2 separate regions of the Homo sapiens genome follow, and region 1 is linked to region 2. A link is a loop called in an ENCODE intact Hi-C map of the cell type or tissue named here. Cell type or tissue: right lobe of liver. All regions are shown on one strand. Links, peaks and the distances in the headings refer to the core of each region. The heading gives the core; the rest is flanking DNA.

Region 1 (11,617 bases), core at 1,153-9,152, 56 kb after region 2:
ACTGACCCTGCTTGGAAAACACCAGGCTTGCTCATATAAGGAGCGTGGGCCAGGCCTGAGTATTCAGCGATGGCATTTGCATGGTGGCCCTGTCTCATCTTGGCTCTGCTCTCCAGCTTGGCAGCCTCTGGCTTCCCGAGAAGCCCCTTTCGGCTGCTTGGGGTGAGTCTGCCCCCTCTTTGCCATCTGGGTCTTGGTGTGGAATGGGCAGAAGGCATCATGCTGGGCAAGGCCTCTGAGTGGAGTGAAGAGGAGGCAGAGGGCTGGGCACTGAGCTGCTGGGAGTAGTGTGGACACTGGGAGAACCGGGCTCCAGCTGAGGCCTATGCTAACCTGTTGTCTAACCCTGGGAAGGCTCTTAAAACTCCCTGGGCCTCAGCTTCCCCACCTGTCAAAAGAGCAATGCACCAGGAACTGCTCACTTCACTGAGGGGCAATGAAGGTTCAAGTCTCAAACGAGTGTGACCTCTACAAAATGCTCAGTTGAGCCCTGCGGGGTGTGGCGGGGGCAGGGGTGCTCTGGAAGGAGGCCTAAAGGGGCCTGGGGGCCAGGGAAAGGCAGAATGGGAGATAGAATGAGGTGGGGCATGTAGGGTGTGAAGAGAGCTCTGGGTTCAGTTCCCCCTGCCCTGCTCTCCTGGTAACCTGGATACCTGCCCCTCTCTGGACCTCAGTTTCCCCATCTATTCAGAGTTTTTCCTACTCTGACATGTGGCTCTGGAGGGTCCTATGTCTGGGGGCCACTCAGGTGTGTGGGGGGCAGGGCACCACTGAACCCCTGGTCTCAGCCCAGAGCCTCCCAGGCCATGCGGCCTTGGTGTTGGCCTTGGCCTGATTCCTGTGTTTGTGTTTGTTTTTGTTTTTTCAGAAACGGAGCCTCCCGGAAGGGGTAAGAACTTTCACCAGGGGGTGGGACCGAGTGGGGCAGGGCAGGATGGAGCTGGTTCCCCAACTGCTGAAGGTGTAGGCTATAACAGCTGACTCCTCACAGCTGGCAAACAGCTTACGGCCCTCTGCCCTGGCAGCCTCCAACAGCGCAGGACTCCTGGGAAAGAGCACCACAGAGTGACGACCCCTCCAACCTCGCAGGATGTAGCCCAAGAGGGCCCCTCACAGGCATCCCTTCCTTCCGCAGACACTTCCTTAGCACTTGCTGGTACCTGGCTCTGTGAAGCGGTCCCTGCCACACCCTCACGAAGCATCTTTATATCCCTAGGGGGAGGGGGCTGGAACACCTCCCTAGAGCCTCTCAAAATTCAACACCCCTATTGGAAAGAGGGTGTTTGGAGACTTCCCTTGGCACAGGAAATCAGTTCCTCTTTGGGAGACAGAATGAGGCAATTACCTAAAGACCCAGGAGGTGGGCTGGGCTGTGTGCTTGAGGGAGTGTGAGGTGTGGAGGATGAGCAGGAAGAGCCAGGGGCAGATGCTCCAGAGCCAGTGTCCCACGCATAGCTGGAGCTCAGGGTGACTGGACGGGAAAGGGCAAGCTCTCACTGGCTGCAGTGGTGTGTAAACGGATCGCAGAATTAAGGAGGCAGGACAAGCATCTGAATAATGGTGGCCACCAGAACATGGAGACTGGAGACGCCACCAAGTCTTCCAGTGTAGAAGACCTGGAGGATGAGGGTTGCGTGCCGGGCAGGGGCCTCAGAGCCTCCAAGGGTTTGCAAGGGAGGTGGCTGGGTTGCAAACCTGCTTCTCCAGTGTCCCAGTCTGGCTGATTCTCCACCCACCTCCCCAAAGGTGGCCAATGGCATCGAGGTCTACAGTACCAAAATCAACTCCAAGGTGACCTCCCGTTTTGCTCACAATGTTGTCACCATGAGAGCCGTCAACCGTGCAGACACGGCCAAGGAGGTTTCCTTTGATGTGGAGCTGCCCAAGACGGCCTTCATCACCAACTTCACCTTGTGGGTACCACCATGGCTGCTGGCTCTGGGCTCGGGAACAGGGGGTCTGGCCCAGTGTGATCTCCCTACCCCCAACTCTCTTTCCCTGCAGGACCATCGACGGTGTTACCTACCCTGGGAATGTCAAGGAGAAGGAAGTTGCCAAGAAGCAGTATGAAAAGGCTGTGTCCCAGGGCAAGACGGCCGGCTTGGTCAAGTAAGTATGGACTCCCAGGCCTTGGGGAGAATGTCTGGGATCCAAGGGCCTTCAGGGCTACAAACAACAACAACAGCTATTATTATTGGTATAGCAAAATGTGCCCATAATTTTGCCATTATCCCACGTTGAGGCTGAGGCAAGTGAGGCTCAGAATGGTTAGGGATCTCCCTCGCCAAAGGGCTGGGCCTGGGGCCGAGGGCCGAGGAAGGGTGGGCTCCTGCAGTCTTTGAGGGAGTCACCATCTCGCACCCTGGTCAGGGCCTCTGGGAGGAAGTTGGAGAAGTTCACAGTCTCGGTCAACGTGGCTGCAGGCAGCAAAGTCACCTTCGAGCTAACCTACGAGGAGCTGCTGAAGAGGCACAAGGGCAAGTACGAGATGTACCTCAAGGTCCAGCCTAAGCAACTGGTCAAACACTTTGAGGTAATCAACCGCCCCTGCAGACCTGGGGGGACGGCAGCGGGGTGCAGGAACCCGCCCATGGGGCAGTCTCAGACAGGGGTCAAAAACAAAAGTTCTGCCTCACGGCATCCCCCATCCTTGGCTGGGAAGGCTGGAGGAATTCAATGGTTCTGGCCAAAAGCATCTGGGGCCAAGGGGAAGAGGCTGGGATGGACTCCACAGATGCAGATTCGGTGCTGGGCCCTCAAGAGCAACACCAGCAAGTGCCTCTGTAAGGCTTCTCACTGGGCACATGGGCATTTTTCCTACCTCAAAGCTGAAAGCCAAAGGAAAAGCATCAGTGGTGGAATTTCGGGCGCATATGGCAGGCGGTGGTAACACCTCCCGATCAGCATACTCTCCTCCAAGCCCCTGTGGTCACTTTCGCAGTGGGAGACACCAGGCTTGGCCCTCAGCACTGTCCTAGAGGGTCCCTGCATCACCACAGACCCATCTCATTCCCATTGGCCTTGTTCTGGGAACTGGCCTCTGAGGTCACTGAGTGACATTTCCTTACTTTGGCCATTTCAGATCGAGGTAGACATCTTCGAGCCTCAGGGAATCAGCATGCTGGATGCTGAGGCCTCTTTCATCACCAACGACCTCCTGGGAAGCGCCCTCACCAAGTCCTTCTCAGGGAAAAAGGTGATGTAGATGCCTCTCAGACCTGGTGGGGCAGGGGACAGGAATACTGACTCCAGCAGAACAAGCCTGCAGCCTAGGGCTTAGCTGCTGCAAGCATGCATGTGTTGGGGTGGGGCTGGGGATCAATCTGCAACTATCACCTTCCTCCTTGCCCACTGGGGTTGGGAGTGAGGATGCTGAGGGCAGGGGCTGCTGACAATGACCTGCCAGAGGAGCCATTTACAAAGCCTGGTCCCGTTCCCCCTTGGGAAATGGACAGGGCAGGGCTTATCTTCCCTGTTTTACAGGTCCCGAGGCTGAAGCCCAAGGGAGTCATTTAGATCTACTGACTCCACAATGAGAGGTGAAAGACTAAAGAGAACTTCATTCTTGGTGCTAGGTGGTTGACTCCAGTCCCCAAGGCTCCCAGCTGTTCCAGGGGCCTTAATGGCAGTGGACAGTGGGTGAATAAATGTTTGTATAAACAACAAACCAATCATCCAGGACTTCCAGGGCGAGGCCCGAGGAGCACACACTCAGAGGACTGCTGGCTTCTGCAGGGCCACATCCTGCCCCGGGACCCTCCTCCTCCCCTTTCTCCTCCTTTCTCCCTCCCCTCCTCTTGGCACCCACACACCAACATTCCAAACCTACAAGAAATTCCTTTTAATGGGAAGCTACCCCTTCCCTAAGTAGCTTCTCAGTGCTGAGCTCCAAGGTAGCCTGGGCTAATGGGTGTGTGAGGCCAAGAAAAAGGGAGCTGGAAGCTGAATCAGCCAAGGCCTGTGCCCAGCCAGGAGCCCTGATCTCCAAGGGGAAAAGCGGTGCTCAGAAAGGCCGGAGCGTGGTAAACAGTGCCTTCCAGTGAGTCCTGGGAGCTGCAGAGCACGCCACCGGCGGGCAGGGCTGCCCAGGCCTCCAGCTCTTGCTAGCCTCTGCCCTGCCAAGGGCTCCTCCCTGTGAGGCTGCACCTCTGCTCCCTCAGCTAAGGGCTGAGGTCTCCCAGTGGGCAGGCCCTGGCCGAGCTGAGCAAGGTCTTTCATCTCCATCCCTTAGGGCCATGTGTCCTTCAAGCCCAGCTTAGACCAACAGCGTTCATGCCCAACCTGTACAGACTCCCTCCTCAATGGAGATTTCACTATCACCTATGACGTGAACAGAGAATCTCCTGGCAACGTGCAGGTACCCGGGCTGGCTGATTCATCATCAGGGTGGGGCGAGGGCTGGTCGGGCGGGGGCTGCAGCTGGATCTAGTGCCATCACCCTGGGTCCTCAGCCCAAGGCTGTTTTCCTGCAGGATGTGGGACAGCTGATGGCCTAGAGCCTGGTGCAGCACCCCCTAGAGGGTGGGATAGGAACGTCTTTTTCTTGGGCTGGTAAATGTCTGGCTTCTACCTGCAAGAATAGTCAATGTGGTGTTGCTAAAAGGACACCGGCCTCCGTCCCTCTCCCCACTTTCCAGATAGTCAATGGCTACTTCGTGCACTTCTTTGCACCTCAAGGCCTTCCAGTGGTGCCTAAGAACGTGGCCTTTGTGATTGACATCAGCGGCTCCATGGCTGGTCGGAAATTAGAGCAGGTAATCAGCACCAGTGGCACAGCCAGGGCTCGGGGTAGTAGGGGGTGGAAGAGATTTTTTTTTTTAACTGGAAAAAGCTGATCTTTGTGGTGAATGAGGAGAAAGGGGACAGGATAAGAGAAGGCTCACGGCCTCTGCCCGCTTCTGTGGCAAGCCTCAGGCAGGGCTCGCTGGTGCAGATGGCGTGGGCTGCACCGCCTGCTGAGCTGAGAAGGGACCTCACTCTCTGCTGCGGCTTCTCCCAGCTCTTTGTCTCTCCTCCAGACAAAGGAGGCCCTTCTCAGAATCCTGGAAGATATGCAAGAGGAAGACTATCTGAATTTCATCCTGTTCAGTGGAGATGTGTCCACATGGAAAGAGCACTTAGTCCAGGCCACGCCCGAGAACCTCCAGGAGGCCAGGACGTTTGTGAAGAGCATGGAGGATAAAGGAAGTAAGAGCGGAGCTGGAGCCCACACACCTCCTAGCGGTGCCTCCCTCTGTCCCTGAGCAGCCTGCAACCCCCCTCTTAGGGACTCTGCTGGTCTCAGGCCCTCTTCAGATCTGAGCTGGGGTAGAGGTGGGAGTGGATGGTCCTCAGGCTTGAAGACAGAATATCGGCTGTCTTCTCCGTGGTCCAGGGAAACCCATTCTTTCTGTTTCTAATCCATGATCCTGGTATCTCACAAGTCCCAGCAAGATAAGGCCACAGAGAACCCTTCTTCTTGGCCCTGTTTCATATGGAAAATGGCACGATGTCTACACTGCTCCCCTCTCCTCCCAGCAAGAGGTACTGGGAGTCCATCCAACTCTGCCAAAGGGCTTTCACAATCACCATGTGCTTTTCGTCTTCACCATGTGCCTTTCATCCCCATTTGAAAGTGGAAGTTGTTTGTTTGTTTGTTCATGTGGTGGTTCATTCATTGTTTGCTGAGTACCACCATGGGCTGGCAGATAGGGTCCTTGGGCACATGAGTGGGGCCGGCTGTCCCGGCCTCCTCCGCTCCAGCCTGTCTGCACACTGGCACCCTGAGGACACCCTCCCACGGTGCTGTCTGTCTGTGTCCCAGTGACCAACATCAATGACGGGCTGCTGAGGGGCATCAGTATGCTGAACAAGGCCCGAGAGGAGCACAGAATCCCAGAGAGGAGCACCTCCATTGTCATCATGCTGACTGATGGGGATGCCAATGTTGGTGAGGAGCACGGGCATGGTTTTGAGCTAGGGCTGGAGTGCTTGGCTGCTGCTCCTGGCTCTGTAGCTGGCTCATTGGAAAACCTGGGGCAGCTCTTCCCTGGGTTCCCTGTGGTCTGGGAGCCCCTCAAGGGCAGGGTCCTGCCTCCCTCTGCCAGGGCTCTCCACCACCTGCCCCACAAGGGCTCATGGTCGTGACTCCAGCAACTCTGCATGTGCAGGAGTCCGGTCTCCCCAGACAGAGCTGGTCTAGACCATCCCCAGGGCTGGGGCTGGACTGTGAACACCCCCTTCTCCAACAGGTGAGAGCAGACCCGAAAAAATCCAAGAGAATGTGCGGAATGCCATCGGGGGCAAGTTCCCCTTGTATAACCTGGGCTTTGGCAACAATCTGAATTATAACTTCCTGGAGAACATGGCCCTGGAGAACCATGGGTTTGCCCGGCGCATTTATGAGGACTCTGATGCCGATTTGCAGTTGCAGGTATGCCTTGTCTTGCACACTTCCGGGCATAAGGAGCTCACTACTTCCTCAGACAGCTGCTCCATAAGGTGACAGTTCTAGTTATTAGGAAGAGCTTCGTCTTGGGTCAAAATCCACCTCTGACTATCTCTTACCCATCAGTAAAGATTCTGATTTTGTCCTTGGGCTACACAACAGGCCCGTTTCTTCAACAGGATTATCAGAGCAAACACAGGACATCTGGTTCAATATGAATTTCTGATAAATAATGAATTTTTGTAGTGTAAGTATGCCCCAAATATTGCACAGGACATTGTATTAGTGTATGGCGGCTGCCATACCAAAGTACCAAGTGGCTTCAATGAGAGAAACGTATTGTCTCCCAGTTCCAGAGCCCGGACATCCCAGATCCATGTGGCGGTGGGTTGGTTCCTTCTGAGGGCTATGAGGGCAGATCTTTCTAGGCCTCTTTCCTTTTCTCCATGGCTTATCAATGGCTGTCTTCTCCCTGTGTCTGCACATGTCTTCCCTCTGGATGTCTGTGTCCAACTCCCCTTTTAATAAGGACATCAATCATATTGGATTAGGGCCCATACTCATGACCTTATTTTGTAGACCCTATCACCAAATAAGGTTGAACTTTAGGAGTACGCTATTCAACCCATAACAGACATACCTACACTAAAAAATTATTCATTGTTTATTTGACCTTCAATGTAGCTGCACGTCCTGTCTTTGCATTTGCTGAATCTAGCAATTTTGTTCCTTCTCTAGGCAGGTAATGGCATCTCCACCTCTGCAGGGCGACCACCCCATTCCCTCCCTCCTCTGTCTCCAGATCTCTGCACTCCTGTCCACATCACTTTATCATCTGCCTCTCTTACTTCCTTTTCTCCTTCTTGCTTTCATTCCAACAGACATTCCTTAAATACTTTCTTTGTGCTAAGAACTCTGTCCTTTCATATTTCTTTTTTTTTTTAATAGGAAATACTTCTGAAACTGTCCTTTCTAGTCTTCCTCGTGTCTATCTGGGAGCAGGGAGTTGCCGGGGGGAGGCCCCCACAGACTGAAGGACGCAGTCAGGGACAGGCAGAGTGAACATTAGGAGCCATTAGGACGGGCCCAGCCCTGGGGCATGGATGCCCAGCTGCAGCATCAGTGGGAGCCTGACCTGGGGCTTGAGATGACTGGCCCCGTGCGAACTTCAGGGCTTCTATGAGGAGGTGGCCAACCCACTGCTGACGGGTGTGGAGATGGAGTACCCCGAGAACGCTATCCTGGACCTCACCCAGAACACTTACCAGCACTTCTACGATGGCTCTGAGATCGTGGTGGCCGGGCGCCTGGTGGACGAGGACATGAACAGCTTTAAGGCAGATGTGAAGGGCCATGGGGTGAGTGGGGACAGGGCCTGGAAGTGTGCTGGGGATGGGGTATCAGCAGTGGTAGGGCTCTGGCCTCATGAGGGTCCAGGAGTGGTGGCCCCTGAACCTGATCCACCCAAGCCTCCAGCCCCTTGCCTCCTTCTACCCCCACCCTAGGCCACCAACGACCTGACCTTCACAGAGGAGGTGGACATGAAGGAGATGGAGAAGGCCCTGCAGGAGCGGGACTACATCTTCGGGAATTACATTGAGCGGCTCTGGGCCTACCTCACCATTGAGCAGCTGCTGGAGAAGCGGTGAGCAGAGTCCCAGCCCCCACCTGTGCCTACCCCTGGCTGGGCTCCAATGCAAGGGCACCCCCATACGCAGTCCCAGCGGTCCTGCCCTCTTCTTGGGCCAGCCCAGGAAGTGTCTGTAGAGCAGTCTGTAAGGAACCCCAGGCCGCCACTCCCCATCCTGTCAGCCCCAAGGCTCAAGCTGGCAAGTCCCCTGGCCAGCAGCCTGGGAGTGCCCCGGGGTAGGGGGGACTTCAGCACCCTGCTGCCCACACTGGGCATGGCCCAGGGGTGGTGAGGCTGAGTGGAACTGAAGGCCGGGATCCCAGCCCTCAGTGCCCAGAGGGCAGAGCTGAGCCCACTGAGAGGGTCAGTGTTGGTGTGGGTGGGATTAGACTGTGAAGCCGTTAGTACACAATCTAGCACATGCTGAGTGCTCTGCACATGGACACCATTGCGAGTGGCTGTTGTAGCCCCTTATTTTATTTATTTATTTATTTATTTATTTATTTATTTATTTATTTTATTTTATTATTATTATTTTTTTTTTTGAGACGGAGTCTCGCTCTGTCGCCCAGGCTGGAGTGCAGTGGCGGGATCTCGGCTCACTGCAAGCTCCGCCTCCCGGGTTCACGCCATTCTCCTGCCTCAGCCTCCCAAGTAGCTGGAATTACAGGCATGCACCACCATGCCTGGCTAATTTTTGTATTTTTAGTAGAGATGGGGTTTCACCATGTTGGCCAGGCTGATCTCGAACTCCTGACCTCAGGTGATTCACCCGCCTTGGCCTCCCAAAGTGCTGGGATTACAGGCGTGAGCCACCATGCCCGGCCGGTCCTTACGTTTTATAGGTGGGGAAACCAAGGTCCAGCAAGGAAACAGGGCTTGTTCACATGCCCCAGGGAGTTGTGAGCCAGTCTTCTCTGAGCCCAACTGGGCTGTACCCTGGGGGACCCCACAATGGGGAAGGTGGAGTGGGGATCCCCAGCTGTGTCCACTGCTCCAGTGCAGGGGAAGTGGGCAGGGTGCTGCTCTCCAGGCTGTCCTCCTGACTGGCCCCTCCTCACAGCAAGAACGCCCATGGCGAGGAGAAGGAGAACCTCACGGCCCGGGCCCTGGACCTGTCCCTCAAGTATCACTTTGTGACTCCACTGACCTCAATGGTGGTGACCAAGCCTGAGGACAACGAGGATGAGAGGGCCATTGCCGACAAGCCTGGGGAAGGTGGGGATAGGGATGGAGGCCGGAACCCGGAGGCCTCCTGTGCTGGGCACCCTACCTGGGTGTCCAGTGGAGGAGTGGGCCAGGCTGGGGAGACCCAGACCTGCTGAAGTAGGGCATCTGAAGGAAAACTGGCCACGGGATGGGGAAAGTGGGGTGGAGCGTGAAGCAGTCAGCATGGACAGTGGGGTGTGGGGTGAATAGGAGCCTCTGCACCTCTAAAGGGAAGTGAGTAAAGGGGGCACACTGCCCATGGGGCATTTCAAGGAAAAGGACTGAGGCTGCAGCATGGAAGGGCTTAGTTAGACAAGAAGAAGCACTTCCAACATGAAAGGCCTGGAGCAGGCTATCAGGCACCTGGAGATTGTTAGGGGAAGAGTCCCTGAGAGCTGGAGGCTGGGACCCCCTCAACCAGACCCCAGATTGCCCTACTCAACAGGGGGTCCCAAATGCCCACTGCAACTAGGTACAGGGTCTGTGTGTGGTGGTGGAGGATTGGCATTGGGAGACATGGGAGGCAAAGAGCTGGGCCTGGCCAGGCCAGGCCTCTGGCTTCCAAGAACTCCTAGTTCCAGGGGACACCCAGTGGGGGAAGAGCTGGCTGCTGGGAGGCCCACAGCCTAGGGCTGGTCGGCCAAGCAGCCAGCTCTGGTCCCTGCTCACAAGTGCCCTATGGCTTCTAATGCATTTCTCTTCTTCCTCCCTTGCTGCACCTGCAGATGCAGAAGGTAAGCCTTTAGCCAGCCACCGGGTTGGGCATTATGGAAGGGAGACAAGAGAGAACTGAGGAGGCCTTTCCAAGCAAGATAGGACCCCCAGCCATGGGGGCACACTTGGGACACCTGGGCTCAGGCCCAGCCCTATTGCCAAATCATGAACGTGCCCCTCTCTGAGCCTGAGGATCCCTGTGAGTTAATTGGGGGTGGCTTCCCTTGCCCAGGGAGACACAATCAGTATGACAGTATCTATGACCTGCAAAAATGAGCAATTTAGCATGTCAGTCATTTATACTTCATTAGTCCCATAGCAACCCTCCAAGAGGGCCCTTTTATGATCCCCATTTTACAATGGGGAAATTGAGGCACGGGGGGTTAATTTGCTCAGTCTGTTTGCTCACAGACTCAGCAGATGGCCAAGCTGGTACTTAGGCCAAGGCAGTCTGGCCCCAATGCCCATGCTGGGAATTGCTGGGGATCACAGTCCTCTGTGCCTCTCTCACCACAAAACTGGAACCTCACAAACTCCCTGCCACTAGGCAGGGCCTCCCCAGCCCCTACTGGCCTGCCCCACCTCCATTTGGACTGGCACATTTGGACTGGGCCATCACATTCCCCTCAGAACAGCCCTGATAAATGTACCGGTGCATGTGAGTACATATATGCATGTGCACGCATATGTGTGCGCCTGTGTGCACGTGTGGGTGGGTGTTTACTATCAAGAAGCAACAGACAGCCGTGAGCCTCACTCACCCCAACTAGGGGGTGGGAAGCCCAGGGGTGGGGCAGATGTTTGCTGTGAGCATTACTCAAGAGAGAGAAGATGACTTAATGGCTTGCATTTCAGCCACATCAAAAAGCCCTGCGCCAACGTTAAAATCACATCCCATTGCCACCAGCCCCATAAAGGGCTTCCCTGGACGTGCCCGATTTCCAAAGCCTAATCTTTGTAGTCACATCTCCACCTCTATCTGCCAGTGTTGGGGCCCCTCTGGGGCCCAGCAGCGCTAAGACAGGAGGAAGGCACGGGGCTGGGGGAGAAGGAACCCCTAGACCCTGCTCACCACTGCCCTTCGGCTTTTCAGCCACACCGGTGAGCCCCGCCATGTCCTACCTGAGTGAGTACATGCTGGCAGCTGCCACTCCTCCCACTGCTTAGAGCCTGCCCCTGCCACATGTCCCTCCACCGTGGCTACTCACTCAGCTCTCCGGGATGGGCAGATGGACAATGTGCCCTGAGGAGATTGCGGGGTGGGAGGGCAATGGCATTAGCGAGCGGGAAGGGGAGGGGAGGGGCATAAGCTGAACTCCTATGGGGGTCGTCGGGCGCCTCCCAGGGCCACTTGCTTAGCTCAGCCCTCTCTCCCTTTGTATCTGCAGCCAGCTACCAGCCTCCTCAAAACCCCTACTACTATGGTGAGTCCCTGGCTGCTCCTCGGGAAGGCTCAGGGGCCTGGGCACGTGCTCCTGCCTGTCTCGGAGTCGAGCCCATGGAGGCCAGAAGGCTGGGGGAGGCCCCAGGTATGATGAGAGGCCCCGGGAGTCAGCTCCTTCTCTAATGTGTCACCAGTGGACGGGGATCCCCACTTCATCATCCAAATTCCGGAGAAAGACGATGCCCTCTGCTTC
Region 2 (11,617 bases), core at 1,156-9,155:
CATGATGATACCACACCAAGCCTTTTTTTTTTTTTTTTGGTATTTTATTTTATTATTTTATTTTTATTTCATTTCATCTGATTTTTTGAGACAGGATCTTGCTCTGTCGCTCAGGCTGGAGTGCAGTGGCATGCTCATGGCTCACTGCAGCCTCAACCTCCTGGGTTCAAGAAATCCTCTTACCTCAGCCGCCTGAGTAGCTGGGACTACAGGCATGAGCCACTATGCCTGGCTAATTTTTGTATTTTTTGTAGACACAAGTTTTCATCATGTTGCCCAGGCTGGTCTCAAACTCTTGGACTCAAGCAATCTGCCCTCCTCAGCCTCCCAAAGTATAGGCATGAGCCACCGTACCCAGCAGGGCTGTTTTTTTAAAAATCTTGTTATACTGACATTCTTTTTTCCCTCTGACAAGAGTTTGGTTTAATGACTTAAAATTTACATATGAACTTAAGCTTCACTACCATCTCTTAAACCTAAAAAACACCACAACTGTCTAACTTGAAGAAAAGTCACATGAAAAACCACAAACATTTATCTATTTATTTTTAAAAATTAATTTTCATGTAACTTTTCAGGAATACCTCTGTTGCAAAACACAGGATATACCTTTTATGGAGATATGCAAATGAAATAATTTTAAAAACACAAAAAAATTTATAGGCATTAGTTCCTTGTTTTGACACAGTTCTCCAATAAACACATGCTCTCCAGTTTGCTGTAAAAGAATAAACTAGGCCAGGCATGGTGGCTCACACCTGTAATCCCAACACTTTGGGAGGCCAAGGTGGGAGGATCACCTTAAGTCAGGAGTTCAATACCAGCCTGGCCAAATGGTGAAACCCCGCCTCTACCAAAAATACAAAAATTACCCGGGCATGGTGGTGCATGCCTGTAGTCCCAGCTACTTGGGAGGCTGAAGCAGGAGAATCGCTTGAACCCGGGAGGCAAAGGTTGCAGTGAGCCAAGATCACACTACTGCACTCCAGCCTGGGTGACAGAGTGAGACTCCGTCTAAAAAACAAAAAATAATAATAAGCTGATCACCTGAAGGTAGCTCTTTAAAATGGATTTCCTCTGCCTCTTCTGCAACCTTCCCATGAAGTATCAGTGTGTCCCGATATTTCCGATGAAGTTTGAATTCTGACACTGGGTTTGCTACCGGGACATCTTCACAGCTCTCTTTAGAATCCAGTTTCAGGGTCTGAGTCATCAATTGTACCAAGGCATTAATTTCATTTGTCTGACCTTTCCTGGGGGAAAAAAATATCCCTTTGTTATTTAATTGGCTTCATGAGAATTTTTCATTAAAAAATTACGTGCAAAACGACCTTTCGGGAATTATCCTTTGAAATGTCCAAGTAAGTTCCTACAGACTGACCTGACCCTTCCACAAATAACAACTATAAACTCTAGAAAAAATACAAAACTCAACAACGTAAAGGGAATGCAGAATAAACAAAATCTGCAGGCAGATCTTGGAGAAGAGTCAACACCTTTAAGCCTAAGAGCAGGCCATAGGCAGATCAAAGTACAAGAGAACTCACAATCTTGTGGGCCTACAGAAAGGACAGAGTTCAGAACAACCACTGTCACTAGAAAGTGAGACAGGAACCTTGGAGACAGTCTAAAAGAAACAGCCCCAGATTCTGTGTACAAATTCTGCCTATTTCAAAGTAACTTAACTATACTCAAGTACAAAGCTCAAGAATATTTAAAGAAACACAAAATACCAGCTTCCAATGAGGTAAAATTCAGTGTCTAGCATCCCATCAAAAATAACCAGATGGGCAAAGAAGCAGGAAAATATCATACATTTGTGAAGAGAAAGAAATCAGTTAATAGAAACATATCCAAAAGTGACACGACTGATAGAATTAATAAATGAGGACATTAAAATGGGTAGTATAAATATCTTCCATATGGCCAAGGTAGAAGAAAACATGAACATGTTAAAGAGAGACACAAAGACATTAAAAAAAGACCCAAATCAAATTTCTAGAAATGAAAGATACAATATATTAAATACACGGGATAGGATTAACAGATTAGACACTGCAGAAGAAAAGATTAATGAACTCAAAGACATAGCAATAGAATCTATGAAATGTGAAACAGAAAAAAAGTAAAAACAGGCCAGGTGCAGTGGCTCATGCCTGTAATACCAGCAGTCTGGGAGGCCGAGGTGGGCGGATCACCTGAGGTCAGGAGTTCGAGACCAGCCTTGCCAATATGGTGAAACCCAGTCTCTACCAAAAATACAAAAATGTAGCTGGGCGAGTGCCTGTAATCCCAGCTACTCGGCGGGGCTGAGACAGGAGAATACCTTGAACTCAGGAGGCAGAGGTTGCAGTGAGCCAAAATCATGCCACTGCACTCCAGTCTAGATGACAGAGTTAGACTCTGTCTCAAAAAATAAATAAATAAAATAAAATATATTTTTAAAAAGTAAAAATAAACAGAGCATCAGTGAGCTGTGGCACATATTTAAGGAGCCTAATATACATGTAATTGGAATCCCTAAGAGGGCAGGAAGAAGTCCAAAAAAAAAATGTGAAGAAATAATGGCCAGGCGGGGCGTGGTGGCTCACGCCTGTAATCCCAGCACTTTGGGAGGCCGAGGTGGGCAGATCACGAGGTCAGGAGATCGAGACCATCCTGGCTAACACGGTGAAACGCCATCTCTACTAAAAAAATACAAAAAACTAGCCGGGCATGGTGGCGGACGCCTGTGGTCCCAGCTACTTGGGAGGCTGAGTCAGGAGAACGGTGTGAACCCGGGAGGCGGAGCTTGCAGTGAGCGGAGATTGTGCCACTGCACTCCAGCCTGGGCAACAAGAGCGAAACTCCGTCTCAAAAAAAAAAAAAAAAAAAAAAGAAGAGACACTTTTAGCTCCAGCATATGCCACAAACCATTTATAATTTTATCAGTGGGAATACTAGAGATCTAAATACTACTGAAAATGCACATTTAATATTCATTAAAACAGAAATAGTTTATAAAGGGAGACAGAAAAACAAGAACTTACCCTTCCCCGTAATCCCCATCTGACTTATCAGTTGAACTTGTAGAAGAACTTAACTCATCCTCAGACAGACAATGAATCTGTTTCCTTTCCTATTAAATGTTTGGAAGAATTAAAATTCTACATGACAACACAACCAGAATGTGATACTTGAACCAGTCTTAGATGCAACAACTAGACACAATACGTTCCTAGGTGCAATATAACAGGAGAATCTAACAAATACAAAAATTGTTCCCATATGATTTGTGGCAAAAAGAAAAAAACATTGAAGTGATTTTACCCGTGATATCCCAGTTCACTCATAAAGTCCACAAGAATAACTGAAGAACATCAGATGAAGTTTTTTATTTTGTTTGTTTTTTTTTTGTTTTGATTTTTGTGTTTTTTTGAGACAGAGTCTTGCTCTGTCGCCAGGCTAGAGTGCAGTGGCACGATCTCGGCTCACAGCAACTTCCGACTCTCTGGTTCAAGTGATTTTCCTGCCTCAGCCTCCCGAGTAGCTGGGATTACAGGCACGTGCCGCAACGCCCAGCTAATTTTTGTATTTTTAGTAGAGACAGGGTTTCACCATGTTGGCCAGGCTGGTCTCCAACTCTTGACCTCATGATCCGCCTGCCTCAGCCTCCCAAAGTGCCGGGATTACAGGCATGAGCTACCGCGCCTGCCCAAGGTGAAGTTTTACAAAGGTCCTGGAGAGTCTCAGCTGTGAAGAAATTTCCAGAGGACAGTGGATGGCTAGTTCTGGTTTATCAACTCCTAAGCAGAAGGCTTGTTCTATAGGAATGTTGGCATTTTAAATTACCTAGGCAAACTCAGCTTGTCTTTTTTTTTTTCTTTTTTTTGGATACAGGGGTGTCACTATGTTGTCCAGGCTGGCCACAAACTCCTGGGCTCAAGCAATCCTCCTTCCTTGGCCTCCCAAGTAGCTGAGATAACACCCACAAGCCACCATGCCCAGCTTCAGCTTGCTCTTAATGTGAGACTGTTAAAGTGCTTTAAAGGATCACCTAAAAATACACATAAACCTTACAACTCTGAGATATGGAAGGCAGCCTCTATTAGTGAAATAACTAAATGATATAGTTAAAGAAATAATACATCCAATACTTTCAAAGAACAGGAAGAATTCCCAGAGTATTATACAGAGAGGTGAACATGGGTTAGAAACCTAGTAATTACCCATTTAGCCACCAGATGGTGTCCCTACATCATCTACAGGCAAGAAGGTAAACTACATTGACACAAATAAGAAACTGAGGAATGATTAGCAAGTGAGACTCAAATCTGGCGACACAGATGGGTATGTTGGTATCACAGCAGATTGAGCAAAGTGCTGCCTAGTGCAAGCCCTTAGAAAGTTCTGTTATTTATTTACTTATTTATTTATTTATATTTTTGAGACAGAGTCTTGCTCTGTCACCTAGGCTAAAGCACAGTGGTGTGAACACAACTCACTGTAGCCTCAACCTCTTGGGCTCAAGTGATCCTTCCACCTCAGCCTCCCGAGTGGCTGGGACTACAGGTGTGCGCCACCTTGCCAGGTAATTTTTTTTTCTTAGAGACAGGGTCCAACTATATTGCCCAGATTGATCTCAAACTCCTGGGCTAAAGCAATCTTCTCACCTTGGCCTCCCAAAGTGCTAGTATTATAAGCGTGAGCCACTGCATCAGGCCAGGAAGTCCTGTTAAGACCAACCTATGAAATATTTTTAATTAGGCTATCAATTGTTTACAAGAGTACCTGAAAAATTTATTCCCTTAATGGGTCAATCATAATCCTTTTGACTATTATTTACCAGTTCCTTTCTTTATCAAGAGTGAAAAGATATAACAAGCTGGCCCTGTCCCAAAAATAAATGGAGCTGACATTTAAAAGGTTTACTGCATTAGGCCTGCCAGATGTAGACTGTCCACCTTCTCTCTTAGGAGTACGTAATGCACCTGAGTGACGCTGCAGTCAGAGGAGAGCCGTCGGGCAGGCAAGGGCTGGTCTTCTTCCTGGGGTTTTCCTGGCCCTGCTACACTCAGAGACGCTTTCCTCACTGAAGGGCCTGAAAAGGCAAACATCCCCAGTAGTTGTTTGTGGTGGGCTGCCCCAGTTGAAAAGGGCTTTGTATTTGGTATGGAACATACCCCAGCAGGAGCTAGCCCAAAAGTAAGTCAAACAGCATATTTATCATTTCTCTGGTGTCTGACACCTCAGTTGAAATCTTAGCTCTAGGTCCACCAGCTCTGTGACCTTGGGCAAGTTACTTAACTCCTCAGAGCCTCTGTTTCCTTAGCTGCAAAATGAGGATAATGCTGCATATTTTGGCAGTACTGTAAATGTGAAATGAGATAATACCCTTAATATGTTTACCATAATGCCTAAGACATGGTCAGCATTCAATAAATGGAAACTGCTAGTACTATCTTTAAAAAATATTAAAAAGAATGATAGCCCTCAGCCTACGGCAGCACCACTCCCCAAGCAACCTCCCTCTGTTCCTAAGATGGGAGCAATTCACTGAACAGTGGACACTGGACATGGAAAAAAGTTAAACATTCACTTGATTTCTGGTCTGAAACCTCCCAGGACTTACTGCCACTCAAAGCCCTCTTGTTATTTCTTTAATATCCCCCTCCTCTGATATTTGAACCACATTCAACACCCTATGATGATTTCTTAAAAGACTTGACTAAGAAATTTCAAAATCTTTTCCAACTCGATTTCCTACATGTTTTACTGCTGCTGGAAAGTTTCAACCTCTCATAGTTAGAACCAGTGTTTCTGTCCACGAACCATACCCCTAACTGCCAATTAGATGAAGAAAAGAAGTCAACTTTACCTGAAGAGGACATTTCTTCCTGTGACTGCTTTAGTCGCCTCCTCTCTCTGGCTGATAATGGTCGATCCTTTAAAAGAAAGTCACAGAGTCACTTCCATTCCTACTTGCTATTTTTATAACACCTACAATCCATGATGTATCATTCAGCATTAAGAAAAAGGTCTGAGCTGGATGCGGTGGCTCACACTTGTAATCCCAGCACTCTGGGAGGCTGGGGTGGGCAGATCACCAGGTCAGGAGTTCGAGGCCAGACTGGCCAACATGGTGAAACCCCGTCTCTACTAAAAATACAAAAATTAGCCGAGCATGGTGGTGCGTGCCTGTAATCCCAGCTACTCGGGAGGCTGAGGCAGGAGAATTGCTTGAACCTGGGAGGCGGTGGTTGCAATGAGCTGAGATCGCGCCATTGCACTCCAGCCTGGGTGACAGAGCAAGACTCCATCTCAAAAAAAAAAAAAAAAGAAAAAGGTCTTACTCCAGCCTGGGTGACACAGCAAGACCAAAAAAAAAAAAGGTCTTGCGCTGGACTTAGAGGAGTGTCCATTGGAAACCAGCCCACAGCAGGGTTATAGCTACTAGTGAAAAATGATCACAATGATCACAGCCCTCGTTTCTGGGAGGTGCTCATTTTTGGAAGGGCAAATGGGGACTTTCACATTTGCCATATTCGGAATCTACTTGGTTTCTTTTTTTTTGAGATGCAGTCTCGCTCTGTAGCCCAGGCTGGAGTGCAGTGGCCCTATCTCAGCTCACTGCAAGCTCTGCCTCCCAGGTACACGCCATTCTCCTGCCTCAGCCTCTCGAATAGCTGGGACTACAGGCGCCCACCACAACGCCCGGCTAATTTTATTTTTGTATTTTTAGTAGAGATGGGGTTTCACTGTGTTAGCCAGGATGGTCTCGATCTCCTGACCTTGTGATCTGCCCACCTCGGCCTCCCAAAGTGCTGGGATTACAGGCGTGAGCCACCGCACCTGGCCTACTTGGTTTCTTTAATTCACTGGAAGTGACCATCTCTGAAACCACAGAATCTGTCCATTTCAATCAAAGATTCTGCTGAGGCCGGGTGCGGTGGTTCATACCTGTAATCCTAGCACTTTGGGAGGCCAAGGCAGGCGGATCATCTGAGGTCAGGAGTTTGAGACAAGCCTGGCCAAATGGTGTAACCCTATCTCTACTAAAATACAAAAATTAGCCGAGCATGGTGGCTGGCACCTGTAGTTCCAGCTACTCAGGAGGCTGAGGCAGGAGAATTGCTTGAACCCAGGAGGCGGAGATTGTAGTGAGCCAAGATTGTGCCACTGCACTCCAGCCTGGGCAACAGAGCGAGACTCCACCTCAAAAAAAAAAAAAGATTCTGCTGAGATCACATCTGTCCCATCTGTTCCTTCCAGTGTTTGGCAAGAAGCAGAGCTAAGATGTTTTAATACAAAACTTCATAATATACACAAGACTTTACAAACAAAAAGCTTTATAAGAAGGTTTTGGAGGGTTTCTGCTTTAAGACAGGTTATTGCTCTGTCACCCAGGCTGAAGTACAGTGGCATGATCTCGGCTCACCTTAACCTCCGCCTTTTGGGTTCAAGCCATCCTCCCACCTCGGCCTCATGAGTAGCTGGGACTATAGGCACATGCCACCACATTTCGCTAATTTTTAAATTTTTTGTAGAGACAAGGTCTCACTATATTGCCCAGGCCAGTCTTGAACTCTTGGACTCAATTGATCCTCTTGCTTCAGCCTCCCAAAGTGCTGGGATTACATGCATGATACACCACGTCTGGTTATAAGGTTTTTAAAAATCCAGCATATGTTCCCACAAACCTTTGATGATGACATCTCACTGCTCCTTGAACTGCTCACAGACCCAGTGACCACTCTACGTTGGTTTTCAGCCTCTTTTTGTGTTGATGTGACATCCACTTTCCCAACAATGGGATGAGAAGGCAAAAATCGAGGAGGCGACTCTTGGAACTTAAATAATTAAAAAAGAAGATTATCAGTTTCATATATAGCCCCTTCCAATGTTCCCCTATCAGCAGGTTCTCTATGTATTTGTCCGTGGTTTGCTCTTAAAACCTTCAAAACATTGCATTTTTTTGGAAAGACTCTGCCAAAAGTCAGTCATCTAAGAAGGTTATGGAGAGGATACGTGTTGAAGTTATTTCTAGAAATGAGATGTCAACATGATTCTGTGGAGAAGCTGAAGAAAGAACTGTTCATCAGTACAATACAGATGGGGCCAAAGGTTTAACCACATTAGCCTATTCCTTTAACTTTCAAAATGATCTGTCCATCTTTGCTGGAGAAGATAAAATCCTTACTCTGCTTCGAACTCACTGATATTTGAAAACTACTATTTAGCATCTTGCCATTGTCACCCTTCTGTATTATGTTCCTTGCATTTCTTACATGCCTTTTTGGCAATTGTTAATTGCTCTAAATAGAAATTGAGTTTCCCAAAGTCCACCTCCCAAACCAAAGCAAAATGACTTACAGCAAAGAGATCTCTGCGGACCTGTCTCTTTTCCCCTCTGTGCTCAGTCTGTTCTCTCCTCTTTTGCCGTCGCTGTCGAGACAGGGAAGGTTCAGACCCAGAGTTGTGTGGCTGTAAATCTGGGTGGATTCTGCCCTGTTTTTCTATAATACATTCACCAGCAACTTGATCCTTAAAAACAATAAAATGACATTTTAAAGTATAGCAGCAACCTGGTACATTGTAATCCAAAGTAAGTTGTCCATAAAAAGTGGCTTTTGTTTTTTAGCATGAAAACTTTCCTCAGTTTTAAAAACTGGTTTCCATATTGCAATTTAGTGTTACATGGAAGTTCTAAAATGACCCATCACAATGTAAAGTTCACAATATGGTTCAAATATAACAATGCAGAATTGAATATAGAGGTATACATAACCTTCCTCTTAGAAAACAAAAGAAGCGGGCCAGGCATGGTGGCTTGTGCCTGTAATCCCAGCACTTTGGGAGGCTGAGGCAGGCAGATCACAAGGTCAGGAGTTCGAGACCAGCCTGGCCAACATCGTGAAACCCCCGTCTCTACAAAAATACAAAAATTAGCTGGGCATGGTGGCACGCACCTGTAATCCCAGCTACTCAGAAGGCTGAGGTAGAAGAATTGCTTGAACCCGGGAGGGGGAGGCTGCAGTAAGCTGAGATCGCACCACTGCACTCCAGCCTGGGCAACAGAGTGAGACTCCATCTCAAAAAAAAAAAAAAAGAAAAGAAAAGAAAAGCAGTTGCAATTTCAAATTTTTGTGCAATGAAATTAAATCATAATGCAACAGTTAAAAAATAATGATTATAAAATGAAGCAAACACACACAAAAACACAAAATAATGAAGTCTTTTGAACATCCAAATGGCCAAACGCTCCATGCCTACTTTTAAAATTGTAAATGAAAATGAGAAGAAGCTGAGTGTGGTAGCCCACACCTGTAATCCCAACACTCTGGGAAGCCAAGTCAGGAAGACCACTGGAGGCCACGAGTTCAAGACCAGTCTGAGCAACAGAGTGAGACCTCCATCTCCATTTAAAAAAAAAAAAAAAGTCAGATGTAGTGATATGCCAGGTAGTCACAGCTACCCAGGAGGCTGAGGTAAGAGGATTGTATGAGTCCAGGAGGTCAAGGCTACCATGAGCTGTGATCATGCCACTGTCCTCTAGCCTGGGTGACACAGCAAGAGTGTCTCAAAAAAAAAAATTATTATTTTATTTAATTTTTTTTGAGACAGAGTCTCGCTCTGTCGCCCAGGCTGGAGTGCAATGGCGCGATCTCGGCTCACTGCAAGCTCCTCCTCCTGGGTTCACGCCATTCTCCTGCCTCAGCCTCCCGAGTAGCTGGGACTACAGGTGGCCGCCACCACGCCCAGCTAATTTTTTTTTTTTTTGTATTTTTAGTAGAGACGGCGTTTCACTGTGTTAGCCAGGATGGTCTCGATCTCCTGACCTCATGATCCGCCCGCCTCGGCCTCCCAAAGTGCTGGAATTACAGGTGTGAGCCACTGTGCCTGGCCAAAATTTTTTAATAAATTAAAAAGAAAATGAGAAGTTGTCTTTCTCAAAATGAATGTTTATTTGCAGTGTTGACAGGCAAAGACAAAATGCCGACATCAGTTATCCAAATGTTCTGATTTTTTTCTCTTCCTCCAAATAAAAATAATTGTTTTAATTCAATCACTTAAATTGTGGTTAATCTGAAACTACTGATGTTTGATTCAATTATTTTTAAAAATCTCCTCATAACTTTTCATAGGTTTTCCATTCTGAAAATGAACCAATGTTTTAAATGAATTCCAATTTAATACAAATTTATTTCCCAAGTAAACATCAGTTATTTGGATGTACCCTAAAAAGCACAATAAAAAGACCATTGAGCTTGGCATTAGATGCAGTCTTATGTGAGAAACTTAATTTCCCTGAGCCCAGTTTCATCATTTAAAAATGGATCTAATACCCACAGCCATATTGTATTACTATTTCAGGATTAGCTGAAAGAATACACTAAAAGTACTTAGGACTATGTCTGATGCATATTAATTAGATGCTCAGCCAGGCACAGGTGGCTCACACCCGTAATCACAGCACTTTGGAGGCCAAGGTGGGAGGATGATTTGAGCCCAGCCAGGAGTTTGAGACCAGCCTAGACAACATAGGGACACCCTGTCCCTACAAAAAATAGAAAAAATTAGCCAGGCGTGCTGGCGTATGCCTGTAGTCCCAGCTACTCGAGAGGGTAAGATTGGAGGATCACTTGAGCCTAGGAGGTGGAGGCTGCAGTGAGCTGAGATCACATCACTGCACTCCAGCCTTAGCAACAGAGCAAGGCCTTGCAGAAGGGGAAGAGGGGAGGGGAGGGGAGGATGGGAGACAATATTTTATTTTCCTTTTTTGTTTTTTTGAGATGGAGTCTTGCTCTGTCACCCAGGCTGGAGTGCACTGGGTCAATCTCAGCTCACTACAACCTCTGCCTCCCAGGTTCAAGCGATTCTCCTGCCTCAGCGTCCTGAGTAGCTGGAATTACAGGCTCGTGCCACCATGCCCAGCTAATTTTTGTATTTTTAGTAGAAACAGGGTTTCACCATGTTGGCCAGGCTGGTCTTGAACTCCTGACCTCAAGGGATCCTCCTGCCTCGGCCTCCCAAAGTGCTGGGATTACAGGCGTGAGCCACCATTCCTGGACGGGAGACAATATTTTCAAATGCTGTATCTAATAAGTAACTGGTATCTAGAATAAAGAATTCAAATAGATTATTTCTCCAAAGGAGAAATACTGGCCAAAGTATATAAAAAGATGCTCAAGGCTGGGCACGGTGGCTCACACCTGTAATCCCAGCACTTTGGGAGGTCGAGGCAGGCTGATCACTTGAGGTCAGAAGTTCGTGACCAGCCTGACCAACATGGTAAAACCCCATCTCTGCTAGAAAAACTGCAAAAATTACCTGGGCGTGGTGGCACACGCCTGTAATCCCAGCTACTCGGGAGGCTGAGGCTGGAGAATCACTTGAACCCAGGAGGCGGAGGTTGCTGTGAGCCAAGATTGTGCCACTGCACTCCAGCTTGGGCGACAGGGCAAGACTCTGTCTCAAAAAAAAAGAAAAAGAAAAACATGTTCAACATCATTGGTCATTAGGGAGATGCAAATCACAACCACTTCATACCTACTAGGATGACTATGTTCAAAACAATGAACAGTAACGAGTGTTAGCATGGATGCAGATAAACTGGAACCCTCATATATTGCTGGCA

The links. Hi-C counts contacts between places; a loop is a spot of excess contacts. Peaks named below come from ENCODE experiments on the same cell type or tissue, not always from the same donor. Only the 100,000 strongest peaks of a DNase experiment are listed, where the experiment ranks them.
Region 1: a loop joins it to region 2, with 2.0 times the contacts of the local background. A loop is called at or near these places in 8 of 110 quality-filtered maps.

The regions. Positions count from the first base shown.
Region 1 is chr3:52,794,735-52,806,351 of GRCh38, forward strand. ITIH3 (inter-alpha-trypsin inhibitor heavy chain 3) reads left to right here and starts at 62. Exons shown (of 22, transcript NM_002217.4): 1 at 62-162; 2 at 869-889; 3 at 1,747-1,913; 4 at 2,005-2,109; 5 at 2,371-2,533; 6 at 3,083-3,196; 7 at 4,232-4,357; 8 at 4,638-4,754; 9 at 5,019-5,187; 10 at 5,804-5,929; 11 at 6,231-6,412; 12 at 7,600-7,785; 13 at 7,933-8,072; 14 at 9,121-9,275; 4 more. The coding sequence starts at 70. RefSeq lists an enhancer at 1-549. In right lobe of liver, for the core only: a CTCF peak has its summit at 4,508 (motif pointing left); DNase peaks (open chromatin) are centred at 4,417, 5,547 and 8,102; H3K4me3 peaks cover 2,834 bases; H3K27ac peaks cover 7,023 bases.
Region 2 is chr3:52,738,382-52,749,998 of GRCh38, forward strand. NEK4 (NIMA related kinase 4) reads right to left here. Exons shown (of 16, transcript NM_003157.6): 8 at 11,311-11,448; 9 at 8,353-8,523; 10 at 7,680-7,829; 11 at 5,858-5,924; 12 at 4,971-5,080; 13 at 3,030-3,118; 14 at 1,048-1,253. Among named protein-coding and RNA genes, the nearest start is that of NEK4, 27 kb to the right of the region's middle. In right lobe of liver, for the core only: a CTCF peak has its summit at 4,220 (motif pointing right); no DNase peak of the experiment used is centred there.